7 separate regions of the Homo sapiens genome follow, and regions 1, 2, 4, 5, 6 and 7 are each linked to region 3. Evidence: chromatin loops called from intact Hi-C (ENCODE). Cell type or tissue: heart left ventricle. All regions are shown on one strand.

The links. Peaks named below come from ENCODE experiments on the same cell type or tissue, not always from the same donor. Only the 100,000 strongest peaks of a DNase experiment are listed, where the experiment ranks them.
Region 1: a loop joins it to region 3, with 5 times the contacts of the local background. A loop is called at or near these places in 14 of 110 quality-filtered maps.
Region 2: it touches region 3 in a loop (6-fold over the local background); 2 of 110 quality-filtered maps call a loop at or near these places.
Region 4: a loop joins it to region 3, with 4 times the contacts of the local background. A loop is called at or near these places in 46 of 110 quality-filtered maps.
Region 5: it touches region 3 in a loop (22-fold over the local background); 92 of 110 quality-filtered maps call a loop at or near these places.
Region 6: it touches region 3 in a loop (15-fold over the local background); 57 of 110 quality-filtered maps call a loop at or near these places.
Region 7: a loop joins it to region 3, with 6 times the contacts of the local background. A loop is called at or near these places in 93 of 110 quality-filtered maps.

What each region holds. Positions count from the first base shown.
Region 1 is chr10:48,307,653-48,311,652 of GRCh38, forward strand. All of the region lies in intron 1 of MAPK8 (mitogen-activated protein kinase 8), which reads left to right. Among named protein-coding and RNA genes, the nearest start is that of MAPK8, 3.0 kb to the left of the region's middle. In heart left ventricle, a CTCF peak has its summit at 2,448; no DNase peak of the experiment used is centred here; H3K4me3 peaks cover 576 bases.
Region 2 is chr10:49,113,109-49,117,108 of GRCh38, forward strand. VSTM4 (V-set and transmembrane domain containing 4) reads right to left here and starts at 2,414. Exons shown (of 8, transcript NM_001031746.5): 1 at 2,323-2,414. The coding sequence starts at 2,377. In heart left ventricle, a CTCF peak has its summit at 2,076; DNase peaks (open chromatin) are centred at 2,153, 2,243 and 2,683; H3K4me3 peaks cover 2,944 bases; H3K27ac peaks cover 2,375 bases.
Region 3 is chr10:48,653,910-48,657,909 of GRCh38, forward strand. It overlaps a transcript of ARHGAP22 not described here. Among named protein-coding and RNA genes, the nearest start is that of WDFY4, 29 kb to the right of the region's middle. RefSeq lists a silencer at 2,057-2,646 and an enhancer at 2,897-2,966. In heart left ventricle, a CTCF peak has its summit at 2,500 (motif pointing left); DNase peaks (open chromatin) are centred at 1,772, 2,002 and 2,502; H3K4me3 peaks cover 1,684 bases; H3K27ac peaks cover 848 bases.
Region 4 is chr10:48,974,051-48,978,050 of GRCh38, forward strand. WDFY4 (WDFY family member 4) reads left to right here. Exons shown (of 62, transcript NM_001394531.1): 58 at 812-991; 59 at 2,747-2,929. LOC105378298 (a long non-coding RNA gene) reads right to left here. Exons shown (of 4, transcript XR_007062370.1): 4 at 2,929-3,050. Among named protein-coding and RNA genes, the nearest start is that of MIR4294, 9.5 kb to the right of the region's middle. In heart left ventricle, a CTCF peak has its summit at 2,342 (motif pointing right); no DNase peak of the experiment used is centred here.
Region 5 is chr10:48,361,924-48,365,923 of GRCh38, forward strand. All of the region lies in intron 1 of MAPK8 (mitogen-activated protein kinase 8), which reads left to right. Among named protein-coding and RNA genes, the nearest start is that of MAPK8, 57 kb to the left of the region's middle. In heart left ventricle, a CTCF peak has its summit at 1,784 (motif pointing right); no DNase peak of the experiment used is centred here; H3K4me3 peaks cover 334 bases; H3K27ac peaks cover 1,425 bases.
Region 6 is chr10:49,513,410-49,517,409 of GRCh38, forward strand. All of the region lies in intron 5 of ERCC6 (ERCC excision repair 6, chromatin remodeling factor), which reads right to left. It overlaps PGBD3 (piggyBac transposable element derived 3), which reads right to left. Exons shown (of 2, transcript NM_170753.3): 2 at 1,696-3,712. The coding sequence starts at 3,705. The coding sequence ends at 1,924. Among named protein-coding and RNA genes, the nearest start is that of PGBD3, 8.9 kb to the right of the region's middle. In heart left ventricle, no CTCF peak of the experiment used is centred here; no DNase peak of the experiment used is centred here.
Region 7 is chr10:48,549,876-48,553,875 of GRCh38, forward strand. The region is part of intron 3 of ARHGAP22 (Rho GTPase activating protein 22); the gene reads right to left. Among named protein-coding and RNA genes, the nearest start is that of ARHGAP22-IT1, 40 kb to the left of the region's middle. In heart left ventricle, CTCF peaks have their summits at 2,145 (motif pointing right) and 2,354; no DNase peak of the experiment used is centred here.

The DNA of each region.
Region 1 (4,000 bases), 350 kb before region 3:
TAATAACATGTTGACTACATGGCATTGTCCAGTGATTACTATTTTTACCTCTGAAATCCAGCGATCTTTCCAGTAGAATTCTGGTCCGTCAGTCCATTGTGTTTTGAGATAAGCATCCAGCAAGTACCTCCTTGGCAATTAGAACATCTGTTTTTTCATTCATTCATTCATTCAGCAGCTGTTTAGTACCGTACTCAGATGAAGAGGTTTGGTGTGAAGGTAAAGTATCCTTTCATGGAAGAGGATGCTTTGACTGAAGTATAATAGATGGACCTTTAAATGAGACAGTTACATAAGTGATGTCTGTTAAGGAAGGTATGGTTATATTCTGGGTCATTTTTTAAGCAGTATATCTGGAAGTTCAAGTGTAATAGGAAGTAGAATTAGATTTGGTCTAAATATACAACAGCTTTTATTTATTTCTAAATTTTATTTTTTCCAGTCTTGCAGCCTTACAGTCATTTGTAATGGTTACCTCAGATTCCCCTGCTGTGGTTAACGTTAAACCTAGGAGGTCAGATGCTCTAAGTGAACATGTTTAGTGCTGTGCCTGACAAAAGCAAGCAATCAAAATGGGACTTCCTTGAGGGCAGGCCTGTCTTGCATCTGTTTCTCCACCACCTAGCCTGGAATATAGTAAGTGTTCAATAAAAGTCGGATTGATGAAAAGCTCTTTGTAATTGATAATATTTAAAATCAAGCCTTAAAAAAAACCGTAATGTTCTCCATAAAGTTTTGGAAGCTTCATGCAACTGTCGCATCAGATGGCTAAATGGTCAGTTCATGTACATTATCTGTTATGATGACATGGGCTTTTGAATCACGTGTAGGTCATTCACTGTCCTAAAATAAAATCTTGTCTAAATATTTTTTTAATATGATAAATAAAGTAGGTTGTGGAGTGTGTGTTTCTGTGTATGTGCTAGTTTATGTGTGTCCGTGTGTGTGCATGTACGTAATCCACACACAGGCACTCATAAACTGGTATTTCAGTAGGGGTCTAAAATGATTGCATTTATAATTTTGTGAATATTATTTGAAAGTTTTTTGGTGACTCTTATTGTGGAAAATTGAGGACAAAACCACATAAATGTTTTATTAGAAATATTTCTAATATTTTAGAAATGTTTACTTGAAATGTTTGGTTTTAAGTTCTAACTTGTATTAACACAATTGGTACAAAATATGAGCCTAAAACTCAAAATAATTGATTTATCGAAGTTAAAGCTCTTTTCCACTTACTAAATACAGTTTAGCGTTTGTTTTGTATTTGAAAGAATATGAAATGAGTTAACTAATGAGTTTCTTATTATTTGCTGTAAAGTGGAAATGAAGAAATAAGAAAATAATACTTTTTTAAGATGATGGTTGAAAATCTTTGAGATACCAAAGTTTTATTGCTTTACCTAGTTAGGGTATGTCAGATTCTAGTAGGGGTTACTGACAATCCTTTGGCAGTAGCTCACAGGCTGTGTAAAGAACCAGAGTTGTGTTACTTTGTTTTCCAAATTGTTGGTTTTTAAAAATAGCTTTATTGCAATTTAATTGACATAAAATTCACCAGTTAGAGTGTATATATTTCGGTTTTTAGTATTTTCACAGTGTTGTGCCTTGATCACCATCACTAATTCCAGAACATTGTCATCACCCCAAGAAGAAACACCATATCCATTAGCAGTCACTCTGAATTTCACTTCAAATTATCCTTTAAAGTAAGAGATATAGCATCGATTCTGTTAGTAAATATATTCCTTTAGTAAGTATGAAAAGGGCTCCTTTTAAATGTCCTGTCCTGGCAGAATAGGAAACTATATCCTTCATACTCCTTTAGATCCTGGGGGAAATGCCATTTGGAAAGGAAGTCAGTGCAAGAATAAATTGTATACAAATTAATGTGGTTATAATCTTAACTATTTGCTCCATGCCTGATATTATCAAAGTGACCTTGTGAGGATGAGATGTTCAGTGAAACAACTTGAAGGAATTTGTTGTTAAATGACTAGTCCCCAACTATCCTAGTGCTAAGAGGTTGTTGAATAGGAGCCTGCTTCTTGTTGGTCTGCTTTGCCAGCGGGTTGAATTTTGACATATTTCAGTCATCTACATGGTTGAGATGCTTTGTTGCACGAGTGGAAATACAAAATAATGTCTGACATTAGGATTCCAGTGCTCTAGAGGTCTCTGGTCAAGTCAATGGTATGGGTAGTAGCTTTTCTGATTCATGTGGTCCAAGGAAGTCATTATAACCACATAGCTTTATATATGAATCATTTGCCTATGTCAGTGAACTGTGATGCTGATTGTCTTAATCATGAGCTCTTTACCTGAACATTTAGAAGCCTTGCATTCTTACTCTTAATGCAGGTTAAGTTGAACTTTGATTTCAGAAGTGAGTTGACTGAAAGGTAACAGGAGTATTGAAATGAGTTATCCTGTCATTCAGGTCAATAGGTGGAGCTAGAGCAATCCAGGAATCAGACCTAGGTTCATTTCTCAGTTCTGCCATCTGGACTTTGTCATCAAATTCTGGAGCTTTAGGCAAGTGCCTTAATGTTTTTGGCTTTAAAAGTATAAACTGAGGCTGTCAGAACTTTTTTTTATAGAAGGCTTGTTCCTCAGATAGGTGGTTCTTGAGAAAACATACTAGGACAAAAAGAGCCCTTCTTGGGTGATAATCAGAAGCCTAAGTTAAGAACAGTAGTCAAAGTTAGGATTTTGTAATTTTGTAATTTTCAGAAGCCAAAAAAATTGTTGAGTTGAATTTTTTCTTTAATATCCAGACTTAGAAAACAAATGGAAGGCTTCACCATAAGCTAGAGATTCTTGGAAAGGTAGGCTTTTATTTATTCCACAGCATCATGCCTTCTAATGAGACCGTATGCTCCCAGAGACTTTGTGGAAGACATAAAATGAGTTCATTATCCTCAGGAAGCTTATAATCAAGGATTAGACTGAAGGCATCGCTAAACAGTTAATTTATGCTCTTTTAAAAGGTATATGAAAGGGTTCCCGCCAAACAAAAGCCCACTTCACATCTCTGTGCAGGCCAAATTTCACTGAAATCCAGTTTTTAAAATTGTGTGTGTGTGTGTGTGTGTGTGTATGTGTGTATACGTATGTGCATGGAGAGAGACAGAGAGGAGACCCCTTTTTGGAAAACTTAGTAGCTTCCATTCTTTTTCTTGGAGGTGGGTTATATCACAAATACAAGAGATACCTGTGTTTCCTGTTACCCTTTATTATATTTCAGATTTAGTTAAAATCTGCCATTCTTTAGAAAGTCAAGGAACTCAAACCTTACAATGATTGCTAGCGTGGGTTTTAAGGTCAGCCCTGAGTTCTAATCGTGCTCCAATCTAACTGTGGTATAGGCTAGTTCAGGTTATATAACATATTTGGGCCTGTTTTATTATCTGTCAAATGAGAATAATAATAGCACGTAACCTCATAGGGCTGTGAGGTTTAAATTAGGTACTGCATGTAAAGTGCCTGGCACTGTTGTGGTGGCTGGAATGCTAGATACAAGTATTCAGGTAGTTTTTGCTATTGTTATCACTTATATTTAACTTTGAACAAACATAAAATGCCAAGTAAACGTCAAACCAGTTTAATGCACAGTGTCCATTCTAATTCTCCAGAATATGCCATTTGTTTCACTCTGCATCTCTGGGGGGTTTATTTAAAATTCGATCATCTCATGTAATCTGAATTGACTGAGATGATTTATATTAACATTTGGACCAGTAATCCTCTCTATCTTAAAATTTGGAAATGTTCCAGAAGCAAATATTGAAGGGAACATATTTGCCACTTTCACGATTTTTTGCCTTTTCCCACAGGAGAAAATTGCCTAAGCTTTCCTAGGTTTGTTATAGACATCTAAAGGAATGAGAATTTAGGAGCTACGAATAGCTTTATCATGTGACACATTTGAAGAAAATGGAATGCTGTCACATCTTTTAAATTTAGTGTTATTGGGATCTTCGATTCTGTGAAGATT
Region 2 (4,000 bases), 460 kb after region 3:
AACTGCACCTGCTCACTTCAGGGAGACCAGAGCCTCTAAGTTTATAAGGAATGCAAACTGTCAGTACTGATCAGCAGCAGTGAGCTTTCTTATTAAAAGAATAGTCTGAATTCATACAGCTAAATCTCTGAAAGAAATAGTTATATTACTTAACAGTCTTTGGCACCAGGAGCCAGTATTTACTGAGCACTAAGCAGAGGTGATGCCAGACCTAGCCCATGGACTGATTCACTCACATTAGCCTATCACCTGAAAATAGCTCCATCCAGGATAAAAATATCACCTTGCCCAATGATAGAGGCTAATACCTGCCGGGTACAAACTCTATGCCCTTTAGATGTATTTTCTCAATTTATCCTGATACTCTGTTTATTCCCATTTTATAGACAAGAGGACTGAGGTACAGAGAGGCTAAGCCCTTGTTCAAGCTCACATAGTAAGTGGCAGAGCTGGAATTCGAACCTAGGCCATCTTGCTTCAAAGACAGCTCAGCCACCTCTCAAGCCTACAGATTTGCTATCGTAAATATATTGTCTGTCAGTTTTCTTTCCTGTAAAATGAGACATGGGACCAGGTGACCACTAGGGTCCTGGTCAGTCCCAAAATGGAGAGGCAGAAAAGTACAGCAGTTAAGAAGCTGTACTTATGTATAAAATGGGTCTGCCAGCCCCTCCCAGCAGGATCGTGGTGAGGAGTCATGAATGAGGCACTTAGAAAAGTGGGTGGCACACAGTGAGTGTCCCACAAGCAGGAGCTCTTATCATCCTCCAGGGCTGACCATGGGCACAGCCAGGGCAGACTCTAAAGGCTCCTGAATTCCAGCTCTCAAGGCTCCCGAGGGCTCTGGAAATGTGAGAATGCCCTTGATCCCCAGCAAAAGACAATCTCTGGGACACCCACTCTGACAGCTCCTGCAATTAGAAGGTGGTCATGGAGCCTGGGAGAGGAAGGACCACTGGCTGCTGGCTACTCCACAGAGACCACGAGAACTGGCCCTGCCCACCAGTCCAAGGCAAACTTCTCATCATTTTTCCAGCCGAGACAGTGACAACTGGGAAAAGGTACATTTCCCGCAGCAAGGATTTCAGGTTCACTGGGAACCTGGCTGCACTCATAGCTGGGGGACAGTAGATGGATTTCTTCCCACTGTTATCCAAGTGCCTCCTCCTCAGACTGGGATCTATGGATTAATGCTGGCTCAAATGCCAGCTCTACACTTGGTAGCCAGATCACTCTTGGAAAATGACTTCTGAGCATCAGTTTCCTAATTTTCAAAACAATGGCAACACAGTTTAGTGGTTATTGACAGAGCCCAGAGCCAGGCTAACTGGGTTCAAATCCCAGCTCCACCACTTACAAGCCTACTGAATTAAGGCAAGTCCGTTCATGGGCCTGAGCCTCAGTTTCCTCATCTATAAAATAGGGATAATAATAGCACCTCCTTCAGAGGTTATTGGTGAGATTAACCAAGTTCATGTTTTTTTTTTTTAATACTTGGATATATAAACGTGTTGTAGTCATTATTACTTGGAAGTGTTGTAATTAAATGAGATAGGCCCAGATAGGCACCCAGGGAAAGTGACCATCGATACCTGTATTATTACTATTATTCCAGCCAGTACGGCCCCTGCTGCCCTGAGGCAGCCAGACAGAGTTCTGGGGAATAAAGAGGGAAAATTCTTAAGACACTTACAAGTGGGAGCAGTAAAACCCGAATGAAAGCCATTAGTGTGGACCAAGAAGTTGTCCTCAAAGCAGGGTGCTGGTGGAGAGGCGTCGCTGCATCCAGCCGTGGATGCCCCTCTCACCAGGCCTGGTCACCTCAAAAGGCCCACGATCAAGTCCCCGTTCCCCACCTCCTGGCCAAGGCAGATCCAGCCGCTCCTGACTTGTCTTCGGAGTAACTCTCCGAAGAGAGTGAAAGGGAAGTTGCTGCTCCGAGGAATCTGCCAAGAGCTGTGTGTCCTGACTGCCGTGGAAAAAAGGAAAGCGAACCACCAACTTGGGCTGCGCTCCTGCTGCATCTCCCCTCGGGGCCTGCCGCTGGGAAGATCTCGGCTGCTGCGAGAGTACCCAGCCCCAGGCGAGGTCGGGACGGGGACCGCGCTCACGGGAGGCGTCCTCTGAACCTTGGGGAGGCGCCGCTGCGCCCGCCAGACCCTCGGCGAGCCCACCGGAGCGCGCTGGCGACAGTGACAGCGCCGCCCCCCGCCCGCGCCCGGAGGTGGCAGGGCCTCCCCACCAGGCCCGGAGCCCCGGCCTCCCCGGCGCGGCCGCCCGGCCCCCACCCTTCCCGCTCCCGCCTGGCCCCGCCGCGCTTACCCGGAGCCGGAGCCCGCGCCAGCAGCGCGGCCGCCGCCAGTGCCAGCAGCCGCATCTCCCCGCCGCCGCCCGGCGCTGTGACGCGGGAGAGCGCCGCCGCCTGGCCCGGCCGCCGCCAGCCCGCCCCGGGCCCGCGCTCGCGCCCGCCCCCGGCCCGCCCCTTGGGCCGCCTGCCACGCGGGGCCGGGGCTGCTGGGTCCCGAGGCCCGCACCGGGCGCGGGAGCCGCCGCGCGATCGGTTCGCTCCAGGATCTGTGGCGTCTCCTTTCAACAGCCCCATTTCCCAGATGAGAAAACTGAGTTTCTGCAAGGTGATCGCTGGTGACTCACAGAACACACAGCTGCAGTGCGACCGGCGGTCCTCTGCCCACAGATGCACTTATTCCTAAGGGAAGGCGGGATCTGGGAGCCAGGGGGTGGGGGCGCGTCCAGGGAACCTCTGGCCTGAGACTCACCTGCTGGTCGTGGGCCTCCTGCGCTCACTCCACAGGACCCTCGGGAGCCAACAAGCAGCTGAGGGGGGAGAAGCCCCTTCTGCTGCCCTGAAATGGAGGGCGGGGTCCGAGGTGCTAACCCTTGGAAAACTGAGAGGGTCCACACAGACCAGCCCAGAATATGTGGAAACTATTAACAAAAGTGCCCATTTACAGTGCCTCAGCCAGGCCTGGGCTAAAGTGATTTTCCAGATGCTACTGAACCCCGCCGCGGTCAGGCCTGGGACAGTTCTGTAATCTCCATGTGCCTCAGTTTCCTGCACCTGTAAAATGGGGAAATGGGCCCACCCCTTCTGGGGTGTTTAGGAAGACCAAGTTACACCATTCCCATTAACGCATTGCCCCAGCACCCGATTCACGGGTGTCAGTGAACACTACTATTATTACTATACATAAGGAAGCAGAAGCAGCCACATGAAAGAGACCCATGTCACACAACCACAGAGCCCTGTCACTCTGAGCCAATGCCTGGTCTCTTTGCCACTGTTCTAAACTTAGGGTCTGAGCCTAACCCATCTCCAAGCAAGAAAAGCACATGTTAGGTCTATTCTGTGTGTGTCTATCAGGAGAGGTCTTTGTGGAGTTCCAGTGAGGGGTAGCAGCAGCTAGCAGGTGGGCCCTGGTTGGGAGTGGGTCCCTGTAGGAGGAGGAGGAGACAGGGCCCTCATCTCCTTCCCTCTAAGGGAGTGAGGAGGTGTGGGTGGCATGGAAAGAGGGTGCAGCCCACTAGTGTGAGCCCCAGGGCATTCCCCAGAGGGACCATCCTCTTCAGGCACCCCAGGCCAGTGGGTGCAAAGGCTCTGTGACATCTCTGAACCCCAGGCACTTCCAGAGGTCTCTGGACCCCATGGGATCCTCCAGCTAGGAGACTCATCTGTGGACCAGGGCCCTGCAGGGACTGGACTGACCATCAAGGCAGCCAGGCTGGAGAAAGCAGCCCCATCTATAATTTGGGTTGGTGGAAGGGCCTGAGGACCCGATAGTGAGTTGGCAACAAAGGTACTTGGCTATGATGCCAAGGACAAGAAGTGAGGACTAGAACTGGGGTCAGATGGACTCCTGCAGCCCAGGAATGCAAACTAGAACCAAGTGAGGCTTCCAGACCAGAGTTTGGAAACCAATTTTATACATGAGCAAACGAGCCTCACGTCCCATCCACATAATGTCCTAGGCCTCATTTTACA
Region 3 (4,000 bases):
GTGGGACATAATACCTGCTAAAAAGGTATGTATAGTTGACCTGAAACACTATTCAGATTTAACTGGGTATCCTGTATTTTATCTGGCAAACGTATACCTTCTGAATATCCATTTTCTCTTTGATCAAAAAAGAAAATACCACCAGGTAAGAAACTTTCAATTGCAGACAATAAGAAAGTCAGTTAAAAAGAGGGGATTTATTGGCTCCTTGAGCAGGAAAGCCCTCATAATATGGACTTCAGGCATGGCTGGATCCAGCAGCTTGACAATGTTAACCAAGTCTGGGTTTTTTTTTCCAGTTCTCCTGTTTGCTTCTGGAATGCCTGCTTCATTCTCAACAAAGTCCCCTCATTATTAAAAAATGCTGGACACCAGCTCGCTTCAGGAACTAATACTCTTTCTTTCATGACCAACACAAAGAAAGAGCCTATCTTCCAGTGTCTCTCTCAGAAGTGCTGGGAAGCTGCCCCTCCCTACTCTCCCAAACATCTCTTCTTGCCTCATGGCCTTGGTTGGTCCACTCACCCATCCCTGAACCACCCAAACCAATGCAATGTGCTGATTGGCTAAAGCCAACCTGGTCTCATCCCAGGAATAGGGTGGCTTGGCTTCGTAAAAGCCACCTCAGCTGGTATGGAAAAGAGGTGGTTGCTAGAGTGGATGCCAGGCACTGCAACCAAGGTTGGGGAGAAGGGGTTCAAAATACAGTGCCCACAGTGAGGTTGCCCTAAGGATAAGATACATGAGACTGCCCCGCTGGTGTGGTGTGTGTGTTTAAGTGTGTGCTGTATGAGAGGAGAGAGAGGGAGAGAGAGACAGAGGGAGAGGGGGAATGTTAGTTCCTCTCCTTGGACATGCTGATTACTTTCTTTCTTTCTTTCTTTCTTTCTTTCTTTCTTTCTTTCTTTCTTTCTTTCTTCCTTCCTTCCTTCCTCTCTCTTTTCTTTCTCTTTCTTTCCTTCTTTCTTTCTTTCTCTTTCTTTTCTCTCCTCCCTTCCTCCCTTTCTCCCTTTCTCTCTGTTTCTCTCTCTCTTTCTTTCTCTCTTTCTCCTTCCTTCCTTCCTTCCATCCTTCCTCCCTTCCTCTCTCTCTTTCTTTCTCTTTCTTTCTTTCTTTCTTTCATTCTTTCTTTCTTTCTTTCTTTCTCCTTCCTTCCCTCCTTCTCTTCTCTTCTCTTCTCTTCTCTTCTCTTCTCTTCTCTTCTCTTTCCTCTTGGCCAGCTCGGTGACTCAATCTCCTTCCTGTCTCAGGCCCCTCCCACGAACTGGCCCGTGTGTGCCCGGGGAAGGTCCCTTCTCCTCACTGACCTCCACCCACACCATGGAGAGTGGATGTGTGTGTGTGTGTGGGGGGGGGGGGGGGCGGGGGACGCTGCATCAGGAGACCTCTGGTTAGGGAATTTTTATCAGGAACCACCTCTGTGACCTTTACCAACCTCAGCCTATAGTGGGGACAAGGTCCTACAGCGTGGGCCTCTCCTTTGGAAGGCTTTGGGACAGAGTTCTGCCCACCAGCTGGAGGACAGTGACCTCAGGGGGAGAAGGGACAGGAGACTGCTCTCCAGTCCCTCACCCCAGCCCTCGCCTTTCCCTCACCCACCTTTCTTTGCAGCAAGTTCAAAGGCAGGTCATACACCAGCTAAGCGGGCACAGCTGGGCACAGTTCCCGGGGCCTGCCGGGCAGCGCTGGGAAGGGCGGCAGAGAGCGCGGACTGGACGCTCGTCTTGGAATGACTCAGCCAGGAGCAGCCGCCAGCAGCATGGGCCACGCAGCAAACGGGCGCGCCGTGGGAGCTGGAGAGGCCAGGTCTTCTGGAACCAGGCCAGTGCACCCTGCCCGGGCGTCACCCCACCACGGACATTCACAATGACAGTCAGCACTTCTCAGCACACTGTGGATCACACGCATTAGCCTGGCACCTGGCAGCGCCCCGAGGTGGGCATCACGGTGGGATTGGGAGGCACTCCAGTCACAGGGTTCACCAGGGCCGAGGTGGCGACGAAAACCCGTCCCTCGGGCGTGGCAGTGGCCTGGCCACGTGCGCCCCAGGGCTTGCACCCGCATCTCCCGCCGGTGGTAAGCGGGGCCTCCAGCAGAGCGGGCGGGGCTGCTCACCTGGAACCAGGGCCAGCCGTCTCCTCCCCTGCCTCGGCCGCCCGGGGCCTGCCTGGGGCTCCTTCCTCGCCGCCCGGCGGCAGCTCTTGAGCTCCCGGCCCGCTCCTTTAGCCCCGCAGGCTCCCTGGCCGTGACCCTGTCCCCGGCCTCCGTGTGATGAGCAGGCGAGCAGGGCCGGGGGGATGCAGCCTGGGCCCCGCATCCTCAGGCAGGACGGAGCTCCCGGCTGCTCGGCGCCTCTGGGGGGGGGGGGGCGGGGGGGGGGGATGCGGCGCAGCGGGCGGTCCCAGCGAGTCAGAAGGGTGCAGCAGCCGGGTCGGGGATGGCCGGGCGAGGCTGACCCCTGCCGGGCAGCGCGGGTGGCGCCACGGGCGGAGGCGACTTCCTGGGCCCTGGTGCACGGCGCCCCCTGGCGGGCCTCGGGGAGGCGGCCTCCTGCGTGCCCGGACCGCTCGCTGCGCCTTCCCGCCTGGCTTCCGGTTACCCAACCTCATCTCGCCCGAGCCTCATCTGTAGCTCACCGTCCTGTGCGCCCTGTGCTGTTGGCAGGGCGTGTGGGATTTAGAGGGTTTTCTATACTGAGTCTTCCTCGGAGCAGGTGAATTCTGCATAGCTGGCCCAGTTCTGTGTCTTAAGTATGGGGAGAGAGTGGGGGCTGGAGAAATCACTAGCAGGGGAGGAGCCCTGAGGTTGCCGAGGGGGATCGGAGCTACTTCCCAAGGCGCCTACACCGCCCGTAGACTGGGAAACTACGGTCACAAAGGGTCAGCGCATTCCCCAAGGTCCCAGAGCCACACGCAGCATGGCTGGCATTTGAAAGTCAAAGCAGAGGAAGCAGGCAGGTGGCTCTTGTTGAACTGGCTTCCAGAGTCTGTGTTGGGCAGAGAGATCCTTCCCCGAGAGTGGAGTGGCCTCGTGCTCACCTGGGTTCAGCGTCAAGGTTCACCTGGAATCACCTGCACTCTTGTCCTTGACCAAGGCAGGGTGGTTAGCCATGGGCTGATAGCCTTGGAGAGCCTGATTCAGCCTTTGGGTAGAGCTGGGTCAGTCCAGCCTCAGGGCCATCACTCACCCGAAGCATTGTGGTAACCTGCCTGCCCCTGGAGACCCCGGGTGTGGGGCAGGGTGACCGTGGTGGAGAGTGGGAGCTGGCAGAGGTAAGGAGGCACACGTCTGCCACAGCACCAGAGCTCAGGGCGCCTGAGAAGCAAGGTCATAGCGTCCTGTTCTTGGACCCCGTCAGTCTCCACAGCTATAGGGGGCTCCATTGAAAAGAGTGTGCCAGACCTTCTCTGTCTGTGCCCTGGTGAGGGCTCACTCACTCTCCAGGCTTGCTGGGGGAGGAGGCACGAACTTCGGTGGAAAGAACAGAACTCAGGAGCCAGAGAATGGAGTTTGACTCCTGCCTCGGACACTTCTTAGCCGGGTCTCTAGGGGGCTCAGAGAGCCTGAGCCCCCTTCCTCATGTATAAAGTGAGGATAGTAATACTGCTGAATCCCTGGGTCTGTTAGAGAATGAAGCGAGGAAAGTCAGGCAGAGCACTTAACTAAGTGCCCAGCTCGCATTAAGTACACCATGCTCATGCCCATGGCCAGGATGGTGTGTTCCAGCTGCAACCTTTAGCAGGGGCCCTGGAAGTGCTTGTGTCTTCTGCTTCGTCCATCATTAGCAGCAGCAGAAGGTAGGGCAGTGTTTGCTTCTCAAACCAGGTTTCTCACACATTGAAAGATATTCTGCATTTAAATTTACATGATAAATTAAAATATAAGCCATTGGGATGAACACCTTATAATCAAATACTCCCAGGTGACCTAGTGCCTGAGTTTACCTGAGTGTTTAAAATCAAGTTGGCGACAAGGAACAGCGAACACGACTGCCTTTAAT
Region 4 (4,000 bases), 320 kb after region 3:
CTTGTGAAAATTCAGACTTCAGGGCCCCATCCCCAGCGTTTCTGATTCAGGAGATTTGGAGTGGAACCCAAGAATTTGCATTCTAAGAGGCTACTTGCTGCTACTGAGCCTGCTGGTGTGGGCACCACAGTTTGCCAACAGTGCTTTGTATGTTAATCGTAACATGAACTGGCCAGGTGTGATGGCTCACACCTGTAAACCCAGCACTTTGGGAGGCCAAGGCAGGTGGATCACTTGAGGTCAGGAGTTCAAGACCAGCCTGGCTAACTTGGTGAAACCCCATCTCCACTAAAAATAAAAAACATTCGCCAGGCATGGTGGCAGGCACCTGTAATCCCAGCTACTTGGGAGGCTGATGCAAAAGAATTGCTGTACCTGGGAAGCAAAGGCTGCAGTGAACTGAGATCATGCCATTGCACTCCAGCCTAGGCAACAGAGCAAGACTCCGTCTCAAAAAAAAAAAAAAAAAAAAAAAAAAACAACTCATGACATGAACTGCTCCCGGGTTCAAGATAGATGTAGGGCAGCACAAAACATCCAGGTGTGGCTAGCCTCTGGTTGGGTTATAAGTAAAAAAATGGTTTCTCCCCAGCAGAGCCTCCACCCCTGGAGATGAATGAAATGGAGAGGCTAGTCATGGACACGCACATGCACACACCCCCAGCTGCACAGACAACAGACTTGGGAATCACTGACTCACTCAGAATCTCCATTTCCTCATCCAGCACCCAGCTTTATAGGGAGGGTGAAGAATTCCCAAAAGTAGCTGAATTGAGGGTCCCTCTCCTAACCTGTGAGTCTCTGTCCCCAGGCCTTGTATGGACACACACAGGCTGTCACGTGCCTGGCAGCGTCAGTCACCTTCAGCCTCCTGGTGAGCGGCTCCCAGGACTGCACCTGTATCCTGTGGGATCTGGACCACCTCACCCACGTGACCCGCCTGCCCGCCCATCGGGAAGGCATCTCAGCCATCACCATCAGTGACGTCTCAGTAAGTCTCCTGTTTCTCAGTGTCCGTGTCCTCACCTTCGCAGTAGCATGGGGTACAACACTCAGGAGAAAGCCCAGAGACACAGAGACTCTAGCCACCCCAGAATGCTGAGAGGGCCCCCAATTGTGTGGAACAGTCGCTGTAGATCTCACTTGTAGCACCCAGGTCTAGCTTCAATGTCCGCTTCTTTACTTTCCTCCCTCTGGTGTTGGGGACAGTGGGAAGTGTCTGCTTTGCTGCGGGCACCAGGGGGCTGCAGCTGAAAAATTGGCTTTTAGGGAGGGTTTTGTTGGATGTGGCTGACTCATTTAGGTCTTTACCTTCAAATCAGTGTTGACTTGGCAGGTTTGGTCTTCATGGCAGTGCAAGCTTCTCTGCCTCTCCTTCCATACTGGCTAACAAAGACCAGGGAGATCGACTTACCGGTGTGAAATTTCTTCCAGACTGAAGCCCTGTCATGGGATATGGGGTTCCCTGAGGATGCAGAGGTTTCTGCATCTGCTCACAGAAAACCTAAGGGGCCCAGGGCATAAATAAAATGGGCAGAGGGCTCAAAAGAGGAGGGATGATATAGGAGCTTCCTGGTTCCAATTTTTGCTGAAAGTGGTGCTCCAGGTAGGCTTGAATTCAAAACTGGATTCAATGTTAGATGAGTAGATGGAGTGTGAATGGATGGGTGGATGGATGGGTAGATGAGTGGATGCATGGGTGGATGAATGGATAGATGGATGGACGGGTGGATAGATGAGTGGATGGGTAGATAGATAAATGAATGGATGGATGGATGGATAAATGAGCAGATAAATGGATGAATAGGTGGATGGAAAGATGGATGAAATGGATAATGGATTGGTAGATGGTGGGTGAATGGATGGATGGGTTGATGTATAGAAGGCATTGAAGCCTTCACCTGGGAGAATATAAAACCCATCAGGAATTGTGTCCCTAGACCCCAGAGAAGCCTGGCACCAGGACAAGTTGTCCTGCAGCCAACTGATTTCAGTCTGTGCTTGCTGGTTGTGGGGCAGAGAGGTATCAGACATGGCCTCTGGCCTCAGACAGACCATCCCTAACAATTCAGGAACTTCTAATGGATCCCAGCCCAGTGAGATGTGGAGGGGCACTGAGCACCCTACATCCCTTCTGTGATTAGGGCAAGGCTCAAAGGGATGGCCCCAGGACCTTGGTGACAGTGGCCACTATAGAATAAACAGGACTTGAGGAGGAAAGACTCAAATGTGAGCATATCAGGAGATACAATGGGGAAATTTCTCCTTAGAAATTCCCTCTTCAGGGACATTGCACAAGCTTATGAGCCACATGCAGTCATTGGAACTTCTGTACCCTGCCATCCACCAGGTGGCATCCAAAACTTCTTTATGGGGCAGGGCTGACCTACCAGGTGTAAGCTGTGTGTCCAAAGCCAGGGCTACCCTTCAGGCTGGATCTTCTGTGGCAGTCAGGGTGTGGTTGGGGAGTGGGATCTGGGAGGAGCCTGAGGGTGAGCCAGGTGCCTTCTGCCAGGAAAGAAGTATCTAAGCACATGACTGCAGTATGAAAAGAACCAAGAATTTACAACTGTGTGAAAACACAGCAGACCTGTAAGTCAGCTGGAAAGAAGTTTTGGGGTACCTTGGGGGTCTTCAGAGCATGACAGATTGAGAGTACTTGGGTGTACCAACTGGGTAGCTGAGCAAGTGGCTGATGGGCAGGCAGTGACTCCAGCTTAGAGTGATGCCAGCTCTCACTGCACAGGGCACCATTGTCTCCTGTGCGGGAGCACACTTGTCCCTGTGGAATGTCAATGGACAGCCCCTGGCCAGCATCACCACAGCCTGGGGCCCAGAAGGAGCCATAACCTGCTGCTGCCTGATGGAGGGCCCAGCATGGGACACAAGCCAGATCATCATCACCGGGAGTCAAGACGGCATGGTCCGGGTAGGTGTGTCTTGGGCAGAATGAGGACATGACACAAGAAACGTGTTCATCTCCATTCTTCTCACTTCCTCCAGGGGGCCAAACCTGCAGGTTGCATTTGAGACCATTCCAGAACGGGTACCTACAGCAAAGGAAGGGAAAAGACAAGGCTCTTTGCAGGGAAAAAGTAAATAAATAAAATTATATATATAGTATTACACACACAGACACACACATGCACACACACACAGACACACACTAAAATAAATACTGTTACAACATATAAAAGTTGAATGGTTAAATGCAAAAGATTATATCCCAATGCTAAAAGGAGATATTTGCGTCATCCATTCAAACCAAACTTGCCCACCCATCCACTAATTTATCTACCCACCTACCCATTTATCTCTCTACTCATCTACCCACCCATCCATCCACCCATCCATCTCTCTATCCACCCATCCACTCATCCATCCATCCATCCATCCATCCATCCATCCATCCATCCATGTATCCCTCCATGTATCCATCCATCCATCCATCCATGCAGGCTGAGGTACCTAGGCAGTCCCCTCATAGGACTTTATCTGTGGCCTCTGCAGAAAGCAGGGCATCCTGGGATGGCCTGGGCTTGGTGGGGTGTGGCCCACATCAGTGGGCCAGCCAGAGGAGCCTGGGGTGGCCGAGCTGCAGAGTATATTACTCTCCTGGGCCCCCCCAAAGCGTAAGTGAGGGTCTTCTGTGCACTCAGCACTCATTCATTCGATGTGGTCACTGAGCTCCTGGACTGGCCCAGTGCTGTGCTAAGCCTGGCGTGGGGCTCACAGAAGCATTTGAGAGGAGGCTGGTCCTTGCCCTTTGGTGATATAAAATCCAGACCCAGTGAATGAGAAGCCATTTTGAGTGAGTTGGCCTCAGGGCTCCCACAGTAGGCTTAGCGCCAAGGGCCAGACACAAGATGGGGGTGCCCAGCCACCCAGGGGTGAGGGAGTACTCTAGAGGTGGTAGCATTATGGGCAAGAGGGCATTGGTTGAGCAAAATGGCAATAAACTGGTTGCAGAGTCACATCCCTGCAAGAAAAGGGCTGTGGG
Region 5 (4,000 bases), 290 kb before region 3:
CCTCATTGCCTGTATAGCCAGTTGACTAGCAAATTTCATTGATTCTTTCCAAAACTTCAGAAAATTTTCCTCATTTTCATTGACATGACCAGCTTTATTTGCCTTGCTTAATGTCCTCAGATGTGGTTTGCCAGTGGTCTGTGATGCAAAAGTAAATTCATCGTACCTTTTTCCAGCTTTATTTCCTGCAGTGGATCCTTTATGAAACCTGTATGCCCAGCAAAATGGAATATTTTTCTTTGACAGTTGCTGTTTTTGCCTCTGTTCTTTCCTCTCACTATTCATTCCCTTCACCATATCCCCCATCCCTTCTACCTCTTTTCTCCTTACACAATGAGTCTTAGAAAGAAAGATACGGAAGTGAAAATTACCTTTTTTCAGGCCAGATTCTTAGCCTCAAAGATATCTGTAGCATTTCATTTGTATCTTTTCTGACCCTTGTTTCTGCCTTGCTTTAAGATGAACTTTGAGTGTTTTATTTCTACTAACTAGTTTCTCTATTTCTTGGGATCAGGGAGTCATCTTTGTGTCCCAGACTCAGAAGAGGAAATCATATACTGTTCATGTGAATTAATGGGGAACAAATACAAAGAAAAAAACCACATTTTCTTTTTATTAGCCTCTATTTTGGGGGTGGGGGGTGGGAAGTGGGTAGGGGTTTCTAAAATCATTAAATTTTAGTTAAGAGCGATCTTACCACTAATTTATTCCAAGACCATAGTTTTATGAACAAGAAAAATGTGCCTCCAAAATTTAAGTGGATTCCACTGTATCACACTGCTCACGTAATTTGTGATTTCCAAAATTTTATTAGTTTTTTTTTTTTTTTTTTTTGAGATGGAGTTTCACTCTTGTTGCCCAGGCTGGAGTGCAATGGCGTGATCTTGGCTCACTGCAACCTCCACCTCCCGGGTTCAAACAATTCTCCTGCCTCAGCCTCCTGAGTAGCTGGGATTACAGGCGCCTGCCACCACGCCCAGCTGATTTTTGTATTTTTAGTATGGACAGGGTTTCACCATGTTGGCCAGGCTGGTCTCGAACTCCTGACTTCATGATCCGCCCACTTCGGCCTCCCAAAGGGTTGGGATTACAGGCGTGAACCGCCACACCTAGCGTGGTATTTATTTTTTAGAAATGGGGCCTCGCTGTGTTGCCCAGACTGGAGTGCAGTAGCTATTCACTGGCCTGAACATAATGCACTGCAGCCTTGAACTCTTGGCGTCTAGCCATCCTCACGCCTCAGCCTCCTGAGTACTGAAAATTTTAAGGTCATTTTGCCTTCAGTCCCACATGGGAGCAGGAGTCCTAGGTGAGCTGGGGTTGCCATAACCATAATTGAATGTGAGTCCCCTGGCAGAAAGGTAACCTCCTTTTCTTTATATGCGCTCATAGAAATTCATTTATCTATTCCTATTTCTCTTTTCTCCCCACCTTTGGCTTTGGTAGCTGGAGCTGGCAAGAAATCTTTCTTATTTTCTGTAATGTGTTTTATAAATTATGTGTGGTCTAATGATTATATGGTTGTAAGAAAAATACCATAAAGGAAGAGTGTTTGTCCTTAGTTTTCATCTTTAGTTATCCATAAAATCTGAACTCTACCCTGAAAAATTTGTCGTCATTGTATTTTTCATCTTTCCTCGATATCTACTTGTTAGTTCAATACTATCTTTTATCAATTTTAATGTACTGTTCCAAAGAACATATTTGTTACTGTTTTCATAGGGAATTGAGCAGTAGGACGTTTTTCTTACAGAATTAAACTTACATTTTTCTCCATCCACTAGATGGCTCAAGTGCACCACTTTGGCAGCTCAGATTGATCCTTGCTTGCTTTGCTTGTAGTTTCTACTTTGAGTACTGTTTGCTTTTTAAAAACTGGATGAGCCCTTACCTGAACCTAGCTTTACATATATGTGATGGCAGATTTCCTCGCATTTTCTGATTATTTACAGACTTCTGAAAAGCTGGTGAAGTGTTCTTCATATCAGTAGTAAAAAGTGCATTACAGTGCTTAGAAGATTTTGTTTTTTGCTTTTAAGTTATTTTAGACTTTAATTCAATTGCCAATAATCTATTTAGATTTCTTCAAACTAGGCATGCAGTTAATAATTCATCCATTTCTTCCTGATTCATAGTCATTTGGAGTCATTTTCCAGCACATGGTGGTACCTCAGGAGTTTTTGAGGCACACGGGGCTATTTGCTTCAGTTCTGTAGTAATATTTATTTAGTGTTTTTGTGCTTGGAATTGTATGGGGCAGTGGAGGGAAATACCAGGATGACTAAAGAGGATATTTTCATCAGCAGGGAGCTCACTGCGTTAATTCGTTTCCTTAAGTTTCCTTTTTTATTATTTTTTATTTTTATTTTCCCTGAAAGCACACATTGGTATCTTGAGTTTTTGAAGCCAAATAATGAGTATAATGAAATGGCTCATTAGAGCTTATGTTTGTAACCAACCCTGAGGAGAATTTTGTTTTTGACATTGACCCTGTTGATATTGCCTGAAAAAATTTAAAAAAAAAAACTGAATTCTTTAGAAATATTTTATGCTTATGGCTTTCTGTTTTGAGTTAAGTAAAAAGGAAAAGGAATTAAGATTTGTTGAATGCTTATCATGTGCCAGTTTCTTACTTAATTTGATGCTCTCAATAATTTGGAAGACAAGTACAAATATCTCTATTTACAGATGAAGAAACTAAGGAATCAGAAGTTGCCTAGGATCAAAGAAACAGTAAGTTAGAGAGGCAAACTCTTTGTGATATCAAGGGTTGTTTTTTATTTTTTTGCCCAAGAGAAAATAATTATTTTCTGAAATGGCAGAAACATTTGTAATATCAACTAGTTGGATACTTTCATATCCTAAAGACAGAAAACTCCAAACAAAGGATTGATTGCCTCTCACAGTTGATCTTTGAGATTATAAACAAATATTCTTGCCAAGCTAGAGCAATCAGTCATACTGGTATCTCTTTTACAGATACCTTTAGAATGACAGCAAACACTATAAAATTGATTTTTCCAGAGAAAGTGTTTGCACCTAATAATCTTATTTTTCAGGAATAATAACTGAATTATTTCATCAGTTTGAAAATATAGTGTACGATTTAAAGGAGAATGGCAAGTTATTGATGTAAATACACATTATTTACAATATTATAACTAGATTACATTACAAATATTGTAACAACAATTTGTCTTTATAAAATCCCCTTGATTTCTCTTTATTGTTTAAGAGTCCTTGCAGCTAAGCCGTGTAAAACAGGAAATATGGCTGTTTGCCAGTGTTCTTAAGGAAGCAGGAGTGAAGTAAAGCAAACAATACAAAAGGGGTTTGTTTAAAGGATGTACTTAATTTCTGTGTGGCTGTGGTATCATTTTTCTGGCTCTGTTGTCTTTGTCCTTTTTCACTGCAAAGTTGAAATTGTACTTTCACAACTATTAAAACAAAAATAACCAGTAATGCGAACTGAACCCAAAGATATCTAAGATAAATATCCTCCCATGACTGTAAATTTGTATCCTCCATATCACCTTAGAAATTTTCGTATGCATTGACTAGATTTATTGCTATTTTTGTTCTTTTTTTATGTATTATCAGATATTGCCGTCAGTACTATTACCGCATTTACACAATGTTGCCTTGTGTGGAAATTCTAAACCTTTGCTAACTCTTGGTAACCAAAATAACGATAAACTAAAGAGATTATTATCCCATCTTTTGAGAGAAATGTAAAATTATTCATTTGTCTATAAAGAATCTTTGACAAAAGTATTTTTTAAAGCATATTGAATCCTAGCCATTTTATTATTATTAGCTGTGTACCTAAATGATATTTTAGATATGAGTATAAGGAAGACAAACTTTAGGTTGTCAAAGAATGAGCATGTCTCATGTGTTACAGTCATGGCATGACAGTTGGATTACAATTATCTCTTGATGAATCAACTTCATCTAAACCTTAATTGCATATTAAATTATTTAGTCATTTCCTGATTCA
Region 6 (4,000 bases), 860 kb after region 3:
TATTTTAAGTATTTCACATTTATTAATTCATTTAATCTTTACAACCTAATAAGGGAGATACTATATTGTATGAGTCCATTTTCACTGCTATAAAGAAATACCCGAGACTGGGTAATTTATAAGGAAAGAGGTTTAATTGACTCACAATTCGGCACGGCTGGGAGGCCTCAGGAAACTTATAATCATGGTGGAAGGTGAAGGGCACCTTCTTCACAAGGCGGCAGGAGGAAGTGAGTGCAAGCACAGGAAAAACTTCCACTTTTAAAACCATAAGCTCTCATGAAAACTAACTATCGTGAGAACAGCATGGGGGAAACCGCCCCCATAATCCAATCACTTCCCATCAGGTTCCTCCCTTGACATATGGGGACTACAATTCAAGATGAGATTTGGGTGGGGACAGAAAGCCAAACCATATCAATACTATTGTTATTCTCTCTCTCTCTCTTTTTTTTTTAACAATTAAAGCAGACAGGGAGAAAGAAAGGAAGCTGTCCAAGATTACCAATGAGTTAAGGGAAAAGATTCAAACCCAGATAATCAAGTTCCAGAGTCTATATTCCTATCTGTTACATAATACTGTCTTCAAAAAAGTATTTTCCAAACTCCCTAGTACCACCCCTTTTCTCACAGTGCCAGCGAAGGGTCCTCTAACTGCCACAGAACGAAAGCAATTGCACAAGAACAAACCAAATTCTAAAACTTCAATCCAAATGTTGTCTTAAAAAAACATCAGGACTAAGGTTTAAAGAAGGGAAAGATTGCCTTCATTTTTGTACAATAACATGATTCCTTCCCCACCTTAATAGTGTGCAAAGTAAGTCAAAACTCACTCTTCACTACACCCCTGCAAACTTTTCCAAGTAACAGTAAAATCAGTTTAGCAGTTCTTTGAACTATACATAATATAGGCTGAACAATCATGTAATACACATTTTATACTAGACAAATCAATGTACACAACTGCCCATACCAACACACAAAAGGGACAAAATACACATATTAATGGGAATTATCAAATATTAGTTGCCTGAGATCATATTAATAAAATAAACATGCCCTCTCCAAAACTTCAAGGAGGTCACCTACCGTGGTGCTCAAAATTCAAAACAGACCTTACTGCTCTATTGTAATATTTTTATGTTGCAAGGATCATTGTACACAGAGCAGTTTAAATCTACACCGTCTGTAAGGAAAAAGCTGTGTATCATACAGTTAAATCATTCTTAATACAGAGTGACATTTCAACCTCAAGATCATTCTCTACCTATTGCAATATCCATTTAAGAAATTCAACAACAGAGGCACAATGAGTACAATTTGATTTTTAAAAATATATTCAGGCACCAAGCTGGGTATTTAATATAGTTTGCATTCTGTAGTATGATAGGTTTTCTATTTCAGACAGCTAAGAATGCCTTACAGATTAGTCTAATTTGCTAAATTGAGATACTTGGTGTTTTACTTTTCTTATCTTCCTTTTTATGGTCTATCTGGGTAAACTTAATTGGCAAATCTGAGCAGATGAAATACCCTCAGTTAGGAGTGCAGATCTCATGGAGTAAATTAAGACTGATATAGACAATTATGCCCAGAGCCAAGAATGAAAGGTGTGTGCAGAGCAGGAAGCAGAATTAGTCTTCATTTGTGTCTCAGCTTTGTTATTTAAAAGAAGGCAATGTGCTCTCTAAGAAAACATCTTTAACCCATTTATGTCTGAGGTTACAATTTTTTGAATTTTTGCATGAAATTCATATATGTTACCTAGAAAAATTCAAGGAACAAAAATTTGAAGAGAAAAAAAAATTTATTATGTTCCATTGTTATGTGACGTTCCAAAATTGGAACACTAGGCAAAACCACTGCTACACTGTACATAATGTATAAAACTATGTTTCTTATCTCAGGAGGTGGTGACACCTGCTATTCAGTGTGATATTCAACGGAACACTTCACATGTAAGGCAACATCACATTTTTCACATCGAAAAGTTGTGTTCTTATGACATTCAGCGCATCGCGTTTGCTTTCCCTGTTTGACTATCACATGATTTATGCCATCATAACGTGAGTCAATGTTACGCTTCTGAGGTCTTCCTTTTTGGCCAGGTTCTGGAGGATGACCATGGGTCTCCAGATAATGGCATACCACACGTCGACGAAACTCCAGAAAATCCACTGGTTTCTCATCATATGTTTTATGCAATTGCCAAGCATTTTGTAAGACCAGTTCGAAACAGAACAAAAGAGGGCTTGAATACCATTTCTTTCCACGGATTGATGCCCGATACTTATCAATGTTTTCATCAGCTCTGTCTACGCCTCCCATGAACTGGTTATACACTTTGATCATGTTTGGCTGCTGAACTTGTATCTTCTTTTTCAGTTTCTGGGAGTAACGACTGACAAGACACAGGGGATGGATACCAGCACCAGATGAGGCAACAGTGACAACACTGTTATCATTCCATCTGCAGACAATATTGCCTTTGCCATCAATTCGATAATCAAATGTGCCTCTTTCTTTTTTCTTTAAAGCTACATCTGATTCCAGTGGAACTCTGTCAATGTGATCCTTTCTCACTGTACCTGTTGCCTGATGTCCCATTGAACTGAGCTTATCAAGAAGTGCAATACTGGTGAAAAAGTTATTGAATACAAAATGGTATTGTCCAGGGTGTGCCTCTGTAAGTGCCTCACTAAACTGAAGGACAAGTGACGCACCGACACCATATTCCTCATGTTTAGTATTTGGGTTTTTACCCTGATACGGCTGAAACCAGCAAATGTAGCCCAGACAGGTGGCACCACACCAAAACTTATAGCCAAACCGAATGGGCTTTCCCCGAATAAATTGTTTGCACCCGTGACGACCAAAATAAGGAACCATGAATTCATCAAAGCTGAAATATGTTTCATTTGGAACAAATTTCATGCATCTCTCATTAAGTTTGCTTATGAGAGGTCGCAATTTGGAAAATTTGTCCACTGGATCCAAATTTGCATTGTCAGCAACATGCAAATTAGAAAATATAGTTTCAAACCGGTCACGTCTCATGGCAGCACTAACCAGTACATTATGCACATCTGTTCTTTGTTCCCAAAACATACGCCTTCTAGGAACTGAGACATAACCACTCAGAAAAATAATTCCCAGAAAACATTTGAATTCAGAGCTAGTCAAGCCAAGATGTACACCTTTACTGCAAGCATATAAGTTGGAGTACTTGACAATGAGTTCAATGACCTCGTCATCAAGAAAAAGTTCAAGAATTTCTGTGGGAGTTCTCATTACGGTGAAGAAATCGTTTGGTGGTGCTGTAACTCTACCTGCTACGGGTTGTACAGTTAGGTCGGCTTTTTTCCATTTGCAAAGAATTTTTGTCATTTTCCTCCTCCTTGATGGTGGAGGTTGCTGCACAGTAAACGTAGATGGAACTTCATCAGGAGAGTCATCTTTAGGTGCGTATGAGGGATCATCTGAGTCAGACTCAGCATCAGAGCCATCTTGAATAAGATACGCAGCTGTGTGCAACAAAGAACCTGGCAGATTATTTATTGTTCCACCTTCTTCATCTCCTGATTCCTCATCAGAAACAGGTGCTGTAGCATTTTCAGGTGGTTGTATCACTATAGCACTTGCTTCTATGCTGTCATCTGTCTCTAAAAGGTCAGTTATTTCATGTAAACTTAGTGTTCGAGGCATCTTGGGACTAAAACGGAAAAAAGGTATTATTAGTCCTAGTGGTAGTGGTTTTGCCTAGTGTTCCAAAAATGGAACATGAAAAATGTCAAACCCATAACTAATGCAATAATAATACTTTCTGTATTTTCTTTTTACCGCACAATAGCATAACTAGTAGAGAAGTTATTTCTTAAAAATTACTAGTATAGGATGTAGTGCAGTAAAGTTATATGTACCTGTCTTTGGATACTCAAAAATGTTTCTGAAAACTCACATCACTTTTTGACAAGCTCCCAGCATGCCAGTATCTGTAGCA
Region 7 (4,000 bases), 100 kb before region 3:
TTTTTGCAAGCCCTCCAGATGAGGCGGAGGCTCACTAAAGCTTGAGAACCACTGCCCGACACCATTCTCCTGCCACAGAGGACAACTTTTCATTCTGGCAGAAAGCTTAACCTCCTGTTGCTTCCAATCCTTACATTAAATTCAGTTACCTATGTGCTGAGCGCCTTGGAACTAAGGTGTGAAGGAGACACACAGACCCCGTGCCCACTGTGCTTGCCCATTGCTGCTTCTGCCCAGCTGCTCTCCCTGATTCTTCACCTGGCTGACTCTCACTTAACCTTCAAAGAGCAGGGTCGTTGTCACTTTATCCTGGAAGTCCCATGCACTCCCTGCGTGCATTAGGGTCCCCTCCTCCAGGCTCACACAATTGCCTTTTTACTCTCCTCCTAGCCTTTCTCATCCTGTGAGTCAATGTCTGCCTTCCTGCCTGCTTCCTGAACTTGTTAATTCTGTGAGGGTAGGAAGGTGTCTTTCTTACTCCAAGGTAACAGATCATTATACAGAATGGCAGGACTACTGACTGTTCACCAAACCAGCCTTGCCTTCCTCCTGGAAAGAGGTGGACTCCATTTCCCAGACTCTCTTGCTCCGAGGTGTAGCCATGCAACTGCATTCTGGCCAATGGGCTGTGACGGGATGATGGGGCCACTTCCAGGCCTGGACCAACACATCTCCCAGGCATGATGGCCTCCTAGCATGGAAACAACTAGGATACTTTTGCAAGCCACAGGTTTCAGATGGCGAAACCATGAAATAGGAAGATGCTGGGAGATCAACTGCCTGCCAATCACAAGTGTTCATTTTTGACTTTATATGAAAGACAAATACATTCTTGTGTCAAGATCCTGAGATTTGGGGGTTATTCCAGCAGTTCACTTACCCTAATACAAAAAAGCTAAGCTCACTGGAGAATAAACATGAAATGGTTTTACTTTCCCAATAACTATGCCTATCACTTCCTACCTTCCCTTTGAGTCGTTGCTCACTTGGTGATTTTCCCAGGGTCCAGAGTGTGTGCCACTCTTAGTTATTCTAACAGTCTCATTAAGGATCTCTCCAATCCTTAATTCTGTTCCCTCACATCTGGTTCAAAGCTCTTTTTGTGCTGCTCCCCCAGCACTGTGGCCCTCACGGACTGGGGTGTGCTGGCATAGATAGGGGTTGCTTCTCCTAGACTCTTCCCTGAACTGCACCCTGGGCACTGGGGTGGGAAGGAGGCAGAGGGGAAATGTAGACCTTTCTTTGCTTGCCAGGCAAGGTTGCAGTTCCCTCCCTGGTGGACGGTGTTGTGAACTGGGGCAGGGGCACCCTCCCAACCAGCTCCTCTGGGCACTGGGGATCTGTTGTGCGTTCTGACCTCAAATCTCAGCTGACTTCCTGCAGGTGGCATCTTGCCTGTCTGCCCTGCACTATGAGAATTCTAGAAAGTCTGAGGGCCCATGTCATCCTCTTTTCTCCATCAGTGCCCAGGCCTGTGGTCCCACAGAGGCTTCACATTCTGCTCCTCTTGAGAACTGGATGCTTACGGCAGGAGGTGTGCCTGGCAGAACCCCATTTGCCATCAGTCCTCAGTCAGATTTTCCTTGCCTGGGTAACCATGAAAAGCAAATCTTGTGTGTAAGCAACTGTCCAAGCAAGACACAAATGCCAGTCACCCTTTCTCTCAGCCTCCCTTAAACTTTATAAGTGGTTTTCCTGCGTGTCCCCGCAGCTTCAGGGAGGAGACCGTCACCTCTGCCCAAAGCAATTGCTCCCACCTCTCAGTACGCTTTATATACTGACCATGTCGGGAAAGCAGTGGCAGGCCACAGCCACAAGAGGACAGAAGTCCCACTGGCACTAAAGCCCCCTTATAAGAGTGTTTTCTCTGTGTCTTGCTCAGTGGCTGGATGTGCAGGTTCTCAGGTGCTTTTGGAACCAGAGGTGTATGCTGTATCAAGTTCCAAGACCTCCCAGCCCAGATGGGAACAATGCTAGAATCTGTAGGAGGCCCCATATGGCCAGATGTCTGTGTTGGAGGGCAATTTTAGTGTGTGGCTTTGGAAGCCAGATGGCTTGGCCTCAAGCTCCACTCCTATCTAGCTGTGCTGGCTGAAAGGCTGGGGGTGGGCAACAGGGCCTGCACTTTCTGGCCCAGAACTGGCAGATCTCTCCACTAGATGGCACTCACAGTATAATGTTTCCTCATTTTTAATTCTACTTTGAAAACATTGTCATTTTTTATACCGTTGAATTGCACAAATAGAACTATGGCTTAAAATTTACGTAGTTAATTCTAGGCATGACCTTCCTTGGAATTCTGTCACATTTCCAAGAGTTGTCAAGTTTTTCCCCCTCTTGGGGGTGCTGGTTGGAGAGTGAGGGACCCATTGTGGTGTGACCAGTACCACAGGCCAGCACAGGCATAGCCTGGAAGTGATCCGGGGTTTGTCCTCCTTCCTCATATCCTGCCCTGATTTCCTGGCCTAGGCCCAGACCCCAGGCGGGGCTGTTAGGCTCCTTCCTGCGCCTGTTAGTTCACTGCTCACAGAGCCTGCCACCTGGCACCCTCGGAACTGTAGGAGAAGCCCCTTGTCCCCCCAGATGCACTTGCCACCCTTCACCCACCCAGCCTGGATTTCCTCTTGGTCTTTGCACATTTACCCCGGGGGCTGTGCTTGGTGCACACTGGCATGGCCCACTTGGTGATACTTCCTGCTCCTGCCCCCAGGTAACTGTGCTCAGCCTAGTGAGGATAAGTCCTTATTGTGCCTTGAGCTCAGGAAGAAAATGTCCCCAGACTCCCTAATGGCAGAGACTGACCCCTGCTCATCTCAGGGCCCTGCAAGGCTGGCTCAAAGCTGAGGTCACACGAGAGGTTTGCTGAGTTGGATGTGAATGGGTTTCTTGGCCTTCCTGTGACTGCACGTTGCTGTGGTTTAAGGTGGGTTCATCCAATCTTCTTATTCGTTTTTAGCCCCAACATGGCCTATAGCTGAAGCCTCAGTCAGCAACTGCTGTAACAGGAAGCCCACCCTTCTGGGGTCAGGCTGACCTGGGAGGGTCCAGGCTCCTGTACCTGCCAGCTGTTTGGCCTCAGGAGATTCACCTTACCCCTCTGGCCTGACATCTTCATGGGCTGTGAAGGATGGGGAGCTTTGCCAGCTGCAGCCAGAACCAAGCATGAGCTTCGAGTGCAGCCTCCCAGGTCCCATCTGAGCAGGCTGATAGGAAGCATCCTAAATCCGGAGCCCCCAGTGGGAGGGGAGCAGAGGGGACCACTCTTGGGCCCCGGGCAGCACTGGCATTGTGCTCTGCTCTGCAGATAGCTGCGCCGCACTCTGCAAAGGCTGACTGGACCGCTCACCGCCCACCACCCGTCCCGCTCTCCCTGAACTGCTCAGCAGCTGCACAAAGGCTGGAGGGCAGAGATGGGCAGCTCTGGGGAGCAGCTCGCAGGATCTGCAGGAACCTGATGCGCAGGCAGGCTACTGCTGCTGTGCTTGAGACAAAGGAGTTCAGGAACTTTCCTTCCCATAACAAAGTCCTTAGGCCCAGGTGGGGAAAATGCTAGAATCTGTAGGGGTCCTCAGATGGCCAGATGCCTGTGTTGGAGGGCAAGGTAAGTGTGTAGCCCAGAATGTCTGGGCTGAAGCCCCAACTCCGCCACTAGCTGTGTGTCTCTCTGGGGATTCTTTCTAATCTCCACGGTCTGTTTTTGTACAATAGGTCTGACGACATTCCCTATCTTAGAGGGATGTTGGGAGTATTGTGGGAGGCAGAATAATGGTCCTCAAAGATGTCCATCTTCTAATTTCTGGAACCTTGTGACTATGTTACCTTATATGGCAAAGGGTCTTCTCCTACCGCCCCCAACACCCCCAACACCACTGGCAAGAGTCAAATAAATTCTTGTAAATAGCTCTGACCCAGATAATGAACATGCACACAGGTGATGTCCCTTATCTGGCCTATGGAGCACACACTCAGTGCCTTTCTGAATTGATGGCTGGAGTGTGTT